2 separate regions of the Homo sapiens genome follow, and region 2 is linked to region 1. The links are chromatin loops, found by intact Hi-C in ENCODE. Cell type or tissue: endothelial cell of umbilical vein. All regions are shown on one strand.

Region 1 (4,000 bases):
CGTGTCTTCAGCCGGTGCATCCTTTTTATTTCATTTCACATACTGCCTTGTAAGAATGCCAAGGACCTTCTCTTGTACAATACCAGGGACCAAGTAAAATGAAATTATCAAACAGTAAACATGGCTGAAACACTACATAAAAAGTGCTGGAAACTTATAGTCTGGGGCCTGCAGAATTTATCAGTTACGTGTGGTATAGCTAATACCAGAGTGCTGTTCTTTGTAGGCCCCGTGGACCTGCCGTGATTGCAAAAAGTGGTGACGAGTCAGCATTCCCCTATGTCCACGGAAGGTTGTTTGGCAGCAGCTGAGACAAGCAGCCTGTGACAGAAGACAGCCTCCAGGGACCAGGTCAGTGCGTGTGGCCGTGCAAGGAGCAGTGGCCCTGGCTCCAGATGCTAGGGAAAGCTGGGCAGAAGGCAAAAAAATATAGAGGACTGTCCGAGGAGCTCGGGAGGGAGCCAGGAGTGAGGCAAGCAGCATTCCCTGACATTTCTGCCTAAGCAAGGGCTCTGCAGGCCAGGAGGAGACTGTCACCCACAACGGAATGTCCTTCTTTGGAAGCAGCTGAGGACCTGGAAAACCAGCAGTTCCTCTTTCCAGCGTTGGACAAGGACATGAGAAAGACCCACAGCAACAAGCTGGAGAATAGCTCCCTCTGTGACATTGAAGCAAGAAGAAAAGGCATGGAGAGATTTGGCTACTTTGTTTGTTCTTCTAAAGGAACACCTGGTTTTAACCGTCAACTGAAATGGCCGTGTGTGGTACATTAAGTTCAGTAAGAATATACACTTTCAGCTATCTGCTAACAGAATCAAGGTAACTTTGCGGTTTTGTTTCAAAAAAAGTTTTCTAATTTTGGTGGCATTGATTTTGTAGATTCTCACTGATACCCAACTATAAGGGAGAGATGTTTACTTGTTTGAAATTCATCTGAGTCCAAATAATATAACCTGGGTTTTAAACGTTCACCGCTAATTTTTTTAAAGACACTGTAAATTATTTAAAAGAAAATGCCTTCTGGCCAGGCACGGTGGTTCATGCCTGTAATCCCAGCACTTTGGGAGGCTGAGGCGGGTGGATCACTTGAGGTCAGGAGTTCAAGACCAGCCTCGCCAACATGGTGAAACCCCCATCTCTACTAAAAATACAAAAATTAGCCAGGCATGGTGGCATACAATGTAATCTCAGCTACTTGGTAGGCTGAGGCAGGAGAATCACTTGAACCTGGGAGGTTGCAGTGAGCGGAGATCGCACCACTGTGTTCCAGCCTGGGCGACAGAGCGAGACTCTGTCTCAAAAAAAAAGAAAAAAAAAAAAAGCCTTCTAAATATTTTCATGAAGGTGCAATAGATCTCCAGGGCACATGTTGCTAAACATGAATCATTTGCTTCATTGATAATTATATTTTAAGATAAATGTTATTGTATTTAGGGTTTACAACGTATTACGGGATATGTATAGACAGGAAACGGGTTACTATAGTGAAGCAAGTTAACATATCCATCATGTTACAGTTACTTTTTTGTGTGACAAGAGGAGCTAAAAATATACTTATTTAACAACAGTTCCTAATGCACTACAATGTTATTAACTACAATCCTCATGTTACTCTAGCCTTGCTGACCCCCCCTCACCTGCTACTTTGTATCCTTTGAACTCTACTTCCTCCTTTTCTCTCTCCCTTCCTTCCATCCGTCCCAAACCCCTGGTAACCACTATTTTCTTCTCTTATCTCTGTTTTTTTAATTCCGCATGTAAGTGAGATCATGCAGTATTTTTCTTTCTGTGTCTGACTTACTTTGCTTAGCATAATGTCCTCCAGGCCCGACCATGTTGTGGGAAATGGCAGGACCTCCTGATTCCCTTTTTAGAGACAGTGCTCACTGTGGCCAGGCCTTTCTTAATATCGTGCTTCACACTGGATATGGTGCTGTGTTCTTTGCAAAAGGATTTCACTTTTTTAGGTTAAAAAACAACCATCAACAAGGGACAAGATGTGTCCTAGCAGCCACTCAAGGAGAGAGGCTCCGAATCAGTGGTCAGGAGAGTCAGCTCTGGGGTTGGCCACTGGTGGCCTGCACGGCTGAGGGCTGGTCCCTCCACACAGGGACACCGGGCCCACTTCTGAAAACCACATTTCAGGGTGTCTTTGACAGTCAAGAAGTGGGGAGCAACTGAAGATATTTGGCCTGAAATGGGGGACCTCTGGGGGGGACAAGATCACTCTGCTCCAATATCTGAAGGCCAACTGCATCCCTCGGATGGCTTTAATTTAAAAGAATTCTTTTGAAATAGAAAATAACAAGTGTTGGTGAGCATATGGAGAGATTGGAACACTCATACATGGCTGGTAGGAATGTAAACTGGTGCAGCCGCTGTGGAAAACAGTTTGGTGGCTCCTCAAACCGTTAAAACATAGAATTACCATATGACCCAGCAGTTCCACTCCTTGGTCTATACCCAAGAGAAATGAAAACATATGTCCCTGCAGAAACTTATGTTAACTTATGAACAATGTTCACAGCAGCGTTATTCATAATAGCCAAAATATGGAAGCGACCCAAGCACCCATCAGTGGATGAATGAAGAAAATGTGGTACCATATGTATATATATAGGAATATTATTCAGTCTTAAAGAGGAAGCAAATTCTGAAATATGCCCGAATGTGGAGGGACCTCGAAAGCATTATGCTAAATGAAAGACGCCATGGCAAAAGGTTGTATAGTCCCTCTCTGTGAATATCCAGAAAAAGAAAATCCCTTGAGACAGGGAATTGGGGGAGGTGGGAGTGAGAGCATAGCTCAGTGGGTACAGGCTGTTTCTCTGAGGAAATAAGAAGGTTTTGAATCCAGAGAAAGGTGGTAGTTGCACAACATTATGAATGCAGTGAACACCACTGAATTGTACATTTTTAAATGGTTAATTCTATGTTATGTGAATTTTACCTCAATTTAAACAATAATCTGAGGGCTGTCATTCTGTGTGACCCCTGGACATATGGCAAGAGGAAATGAGTAGAAGCTCCAGGAGCACAGCAGGGAGGAGGGAGAGCAGTATTTTTGCTCAGCAGGAAAAACTGACTCATAAATACAACTAGTAGGAAATTGAAGAGGCCGCCCAAGAAAGCAGCAAGTGCAGGGGACTGTAGAGTGCCTGTCGGGTGCTGCACTCAACCCCGAGAGCAGCAGTTCTCACCCCGAGGACACGTGGGATTCACTTGGTGGCACAAGAAAGCCACACTTGGGCCCCACCCCAGGGATGCTGACGCTGTTGGCCTAAGGTGTGGACTGGGCATCCGGACAAAGGCCCCTGGTGTCTTAGCTTTAGGTGGAAACAGATGACCTTTTGTGTCCCTCCCATCCTACCTCGGCCCCAACAGGGATTTCTGTTTTAATGACTGTGGTGCCTGCGAGCCTAGGATCATCACTGTTCAGTGTGAGTGGTGTACCCACAGCATCCGCCTCACCTGGAAGCTGGCTGGGAATGCAGCGTCTCCCCTCCCCACCCCCGCCCAGTCAGAATCCATACTTTAGCAAGATCCCAGGGGACCTGTGTGCCCATCTGAGTTTCAGAAGTGCTGCTGGGCCGGGGCATGGGGGCTCACCCCTGTGCTCCCAGCACTTTGGGAGGCCAAGGCAGGCAGATCACTTGAGGCCAGGAGTTTGAGACCAGGCTGGCCAACGTGGCGAAACCCCATCTCTAGTAAAAATACAAAAATTAGTCAGGCGTGGTGGCAGGTGCCTGTAATCCCAGCTACTCGGAAGGCTGAGGCAGGAGAATCACTTGAACCCAGGAGGCGGAGGTTGCGGTGAGCTGAGATCACAGCACTGCACTCCAGCCTGGGCCACAGAGTGAGACTTCATCTCAAAAAAAAAAAAAGTGCTGCTGTCGATCTTTATTTACAAGACACTTCGAGGTGCTTTTCCTCATTTTATCTTCTGAACAATCGCTGGTTTGTTCAGCTGTTTGACAGGGGAGGAAGTCCAGGCGCAGAG
Region 2 (4,000 bases), 99 kb after region 1:
CGATGCGTTTTATTTTCAAGTAGAATGTGGCAAAGACCACTTACTTTCTCTCCAGCCACCTCCAGATGCGCTTGCAAGCTGTGCCTGCCATTCTTCCAGACTCTCCTGTCCAGTGTGACTCACTTTGCCAACAACGGAGGCCCAGAGTGCTTCTGTCTCCTCCCAGCTGCGCAGGGAAACAGAACCCAGACCAGCTTCTGGATCAGCCCTGTGCCTGGGATTTCTCACTGAAACAAGGTCTCCTGGTGTCATTTCCTCCCAATGCTGTCCTGGGTGACACTTTCCATTTGAGCTGCTTTTTTATATAGGCCCTAGCAACTAGGGGCCGTGTCGGAATAACTTCAGACGAGTCCTTTCACTGTTCTTTAAAAAAAAAAAAAACCACTAGAAAACCACTAGCCCGTGAAGCAGAGTGTTTCATTTCTTGTTACTATACATTGTCTCCCCCACCCACCCGAGTGATCAGGGAGCGCAGATGTGACTCAGCTCACTTCCCAGGAGTCTCTTAAAAGGTTCTGGGCAGAGGCTGGTGAAACTGCCCCAGTCCTCACTGCCTGGATGAGTTCATGGACAAACATGCATGGCGTGTCTGTCCATCTGCATTAGCGCTGAGCAGAAAAGATACGGACGCACAGCAGCTCATGGTAGCAGTCCACGCACGTCGTCCTGCTTGATGACACCGCTAAGAATTAATCCATTTGGGAGGAGAGCAACCAAATCCACCCAGGGCGGAGTCCAGGACAGCAGGCAAGGGAAGGGAAGTAGAGCTGAGCTACCAGGCTTGGGCAGGTAGCAGCAGCCTGGCAGAGCACACTGTGGTGGGGTGGAAGCCTGCACCAGTTGTGCAGGGGCTCTGCCCTTGTGCCCTGCGTAGGAAGCAGTGCAGCCAGGGAACAGACACCTATACTTTCTAGAACTCTTGACTTGGAGCTGTTCACCCCAGTGCGGAACGCAGAGAACCCACCGGACCAAGAGACCACATCCCTGTCCCCTGGAATGGCAGAAGCAGTGGTAACAAAGCCCCTTTCTCTCCCACAGGCCCCTCTGCCTTCCCCATCGTCCTGCGACCTCACACAGCAGCTCCTGCCTCAGACCGTTCTGCAGAGCACGCCCGCTCCCATGGCACAGGTGAGTCTGGGACCCAGGAAAGGGCAGCCCCTCTCAAGCCAGAAGTCCGCAGTGTGCTGCGCTGATGGTCTTGTACACTTAGGTCCCAACCAAGGCCCTGACGTGGGGGAATGTCCCTCCCAATGTGTGTGTGGCCTGTGTCGAGCCATGAGGTTCCCCCCACACCCACCCTCTCGTCTCCAAGTTCTTTTTTCCAGTGTCTGGGGTTTTCTTTTTTTAAATTTCAGTAGTTTTGAGGGAACAGGTGGTGTTTGATTGTATGGATAAGTTCTTTAGGGGTGATTTCTGAGATTTGTGTACCTGTCACCCGAGCAGTGTACACTGTACCCAATATGTAGTCCTTTATGCCTCACATCCCCCCACCCTTGCCCCACCAGTCCCAAAGTCCATCATTTCATTCTTATGCCTTTGTGACCTCATAGTTTAGCTCCCACTTAGAAGTGAAAACATACGATATTTGGTTTTCCATTTCTGAGTTGCTTCATTTAGAATAATGACCTCCAGCTCCATCCAAGTTGCTGCAGAAGTCCAGAGTCTGTTTTTTTAATTCTTTTAACAGTCTCTGTTCACCTCTTTGCCACTTTTCCACATTCCTCTTGTTCTTTACGACTCCAAATTGGCCATGGTATTTTAGAAAAGGTCTGAATTGGGCTGCATGTCATAGAAAGACTGAAAGGATCTAAAAGCCGTGAGTCCAGCACTATAAATATCACATTTGTTTAAAAAAAAAGAAAGAAAGAAAGAAAGAAAGAAAAGAAAAGGATTACGGCTTTGCTGAGTAATTCCATCCTTGTTTCAACAACATTCGGTGAGTTACTATTTGGGTCAGTCAGTGAGCGAGGTGTTAGGGATGTAAAGATGTAAGTCAGCCCTTGCTTTTAGTTCTCAGAACTAAAGGGAGAGACAGGCATGTAAACAGAGACGCCGCCGTGGCAGGGCATGCGTTTTTATAGAACCGTGAAGGAAATATTCTACCCAGGGAAGTCTGACGTGGCTTCCTGGAGGAGGTGACGCTTGAGTTGGCCCCGGAAAGGTGGGTAGGAGGTTGCCAGATGGTTTGGCAGGGGGACAGCAGGGATGTGCTTCAGCAGGGAGTTCTGAACACGGGGAGTGACAAACCCTGCCCAGGCCTGAGCTCTGACTTCAGTTCCCTCATAGGAGACTTAGCTCTGCCCAGACCATGGCCACAGGCTAGAGCTGCGTCCCAGACGGCAGTTCAGCAGCAGGTGCCCCTCTCTGTCTTGGCACACATCTGTCACCACTGATGAAAACTATTTCGGAACATATGCCCTCTTAGTGGGGGTCTCTCATGCATTCCTGGAGTAAGACACATGCTAACGCGTGCTGCTTGCCAGAGTCAGGCTTGAAGATTGGTGTAAAAAAGCTACCCTTCTGGAATCTACTCATTAAAACTGCCTATATTCACCCTCATTAGGCCAAAAGAAAAAAAAACCTGAATACTGTTTTTCTCTTTAAATTTCCAAGGCCTATTTGGTAAGAAATTAGTAACCTTTTAATCCAAAGGGGCATAAAATGAAAATGTCTTTAACTTCTGGGTCTTGCATTATGAAGAATGTCTGTGTTTACAAGACACGATGGTGTGATGCAGTCTCTTTTGGAATTCTGATTTTTCATTTATTGAACTTCTTAGTCTGTCATGTGTACTATATTTAATAATAACTATATATATATATATATATATATTTTTTTTTTTTTTTTTTTTTTTTTTCTGAGACGGAGTTTCACTCTTTTTGCCCAGGCTGGAGTGCAATGGCACCATCTTGGCTCACTGCAACCTCCACCTCCTGGGTTCCAGCGATTCTTCTGCCTCAGCCTCCCAAGTAGCTGGGATTACAGGAATGCACCACTACCAGGAATGCACCACTACACCCAGCTAATTTTGTATTTTTTGTGGAGACGGGGTTTCGCTGTGTTGGCCAGGCTGGTCTTGAATTCCTGACCTCAGGTGATCCGCCCACCTCAACCTCCCAAAGTGCTGGGATTACAGGCGTGAGCCACCACGCCCAGCCAATAACTATATTCTTTAAGACATCCCTGCATAATACTGACTTTCCAAGTCACACAGTTCTTCCCACTTCATGTGAAATACCCACTTCATGTGAAACAACGAGATTCTGGGATTTTTCTCTCACTCCCCTCACCCTTCAGGGAAAGAAGGGAAAAATGAAATCCAAAATCTGAGGAGCGGTTATCTGGGTAACTGGTGGTTTTCCAAAAAAGCCTCTTTCTTCATACTATGGTTCTAAAATGTCTTTAAATTAGAGTAGCTCTCTTTATCAAAAACATCACCATCAAGAAGGTAAGGAGGGCCTAATGATGGGGTGTCTGGGAGGCCTTGAAAAAATCCGAATAACGTGAGAGGCAGCCACCACCTCCTAACCCAGCCCATCGCCACTCCCTTTCCAAGCCAACTGGGCACCGATGAGCCGCCTCCACTGCAGGTGGAAGGGGCAACGCTGAGTTTCCCGACTTCGTAGAACCTGCCAGAGAAGCTTTTGTGTTTCGTTAAATACTTGGAATAGCTCGTTTGCTTTCTCCGTTGAATTCCCTTTCAAAATCCTCACAGAGTGGTCTGATTAGTCACAATCTGACTGGGATTTTTGTGAGTCTGGGATAGCGCAGGGTTTTTTTTAATTTTTGTTATTTTTGTTTATATATATATTTTTTGAGACGGGGTCTCACTCTGTTGCCCAGGCTGGAGTGCAGTTGTGCAATCTCGGCTCACTGCAACCTCTGCCTCCCGGATTCAAGCAATTCTCCTGCCTCAGCCTCCCGAGTAGCTGAGATTACGGGTGCCCACCACCACGCCTGGCTAATTTTTGTATTTTTTAGTGGAGATGGGGTTTTGCCA

What was found. Hi-C counts contacts between places; a loop is a spot of excess contacts. Peaks named below come from ENCODE experiments on the same cell type or tissue, not always from the same donor. Only the 100,000 strongest peaks of a DNase experiment are listed, where the experiment ranks them.
Region 2: a loop joins it to region 1, with 7 times the contacts of the local background. A loop is called at or near these places in 8 of 110 quality-filtered maps.

The regions. Positions count from the first base shown.
Region 1 is chr2:100,877,815-100,881,814 of GRCh38, forward strand. All of the region lies in intron 1 of NPAS2 (neuronal PAS domain protein 2), which reads left to right. Among named protein-coding and RNA genes, the nearest start is that of NPAS2, 60 kb to the left of the region's middle. In endothelial cell of umbilical vein, no CTCF peak of the experiment used is centred here; DNase peaks (open chromatin) are centred at 27, 1,677 and 3,047; H3K27ac peaks cover 3,977 bases.
Region 2 is chr2:100,976,672-100,980,671 of GRCh38, forward strand. NPAS2 (neuronal PAS domain protein 2) reads left to right here. Exons shown (of 21, transcript NM_002518.4): 15 at 1,039-1,128. NPAS2-AS1 (NPAS2 antisense RNA 1) reads right to left here and starts at 490. Exons shown (of 3, transcript NR_110213.1): 1 at 45-490. In endothelial cell of umbilical vein, no CTCF peak of the experiment used is centred here; a DNase peak (open chromatin) is centred at 2,120; H3K27ac peaks cover 1,528 bases.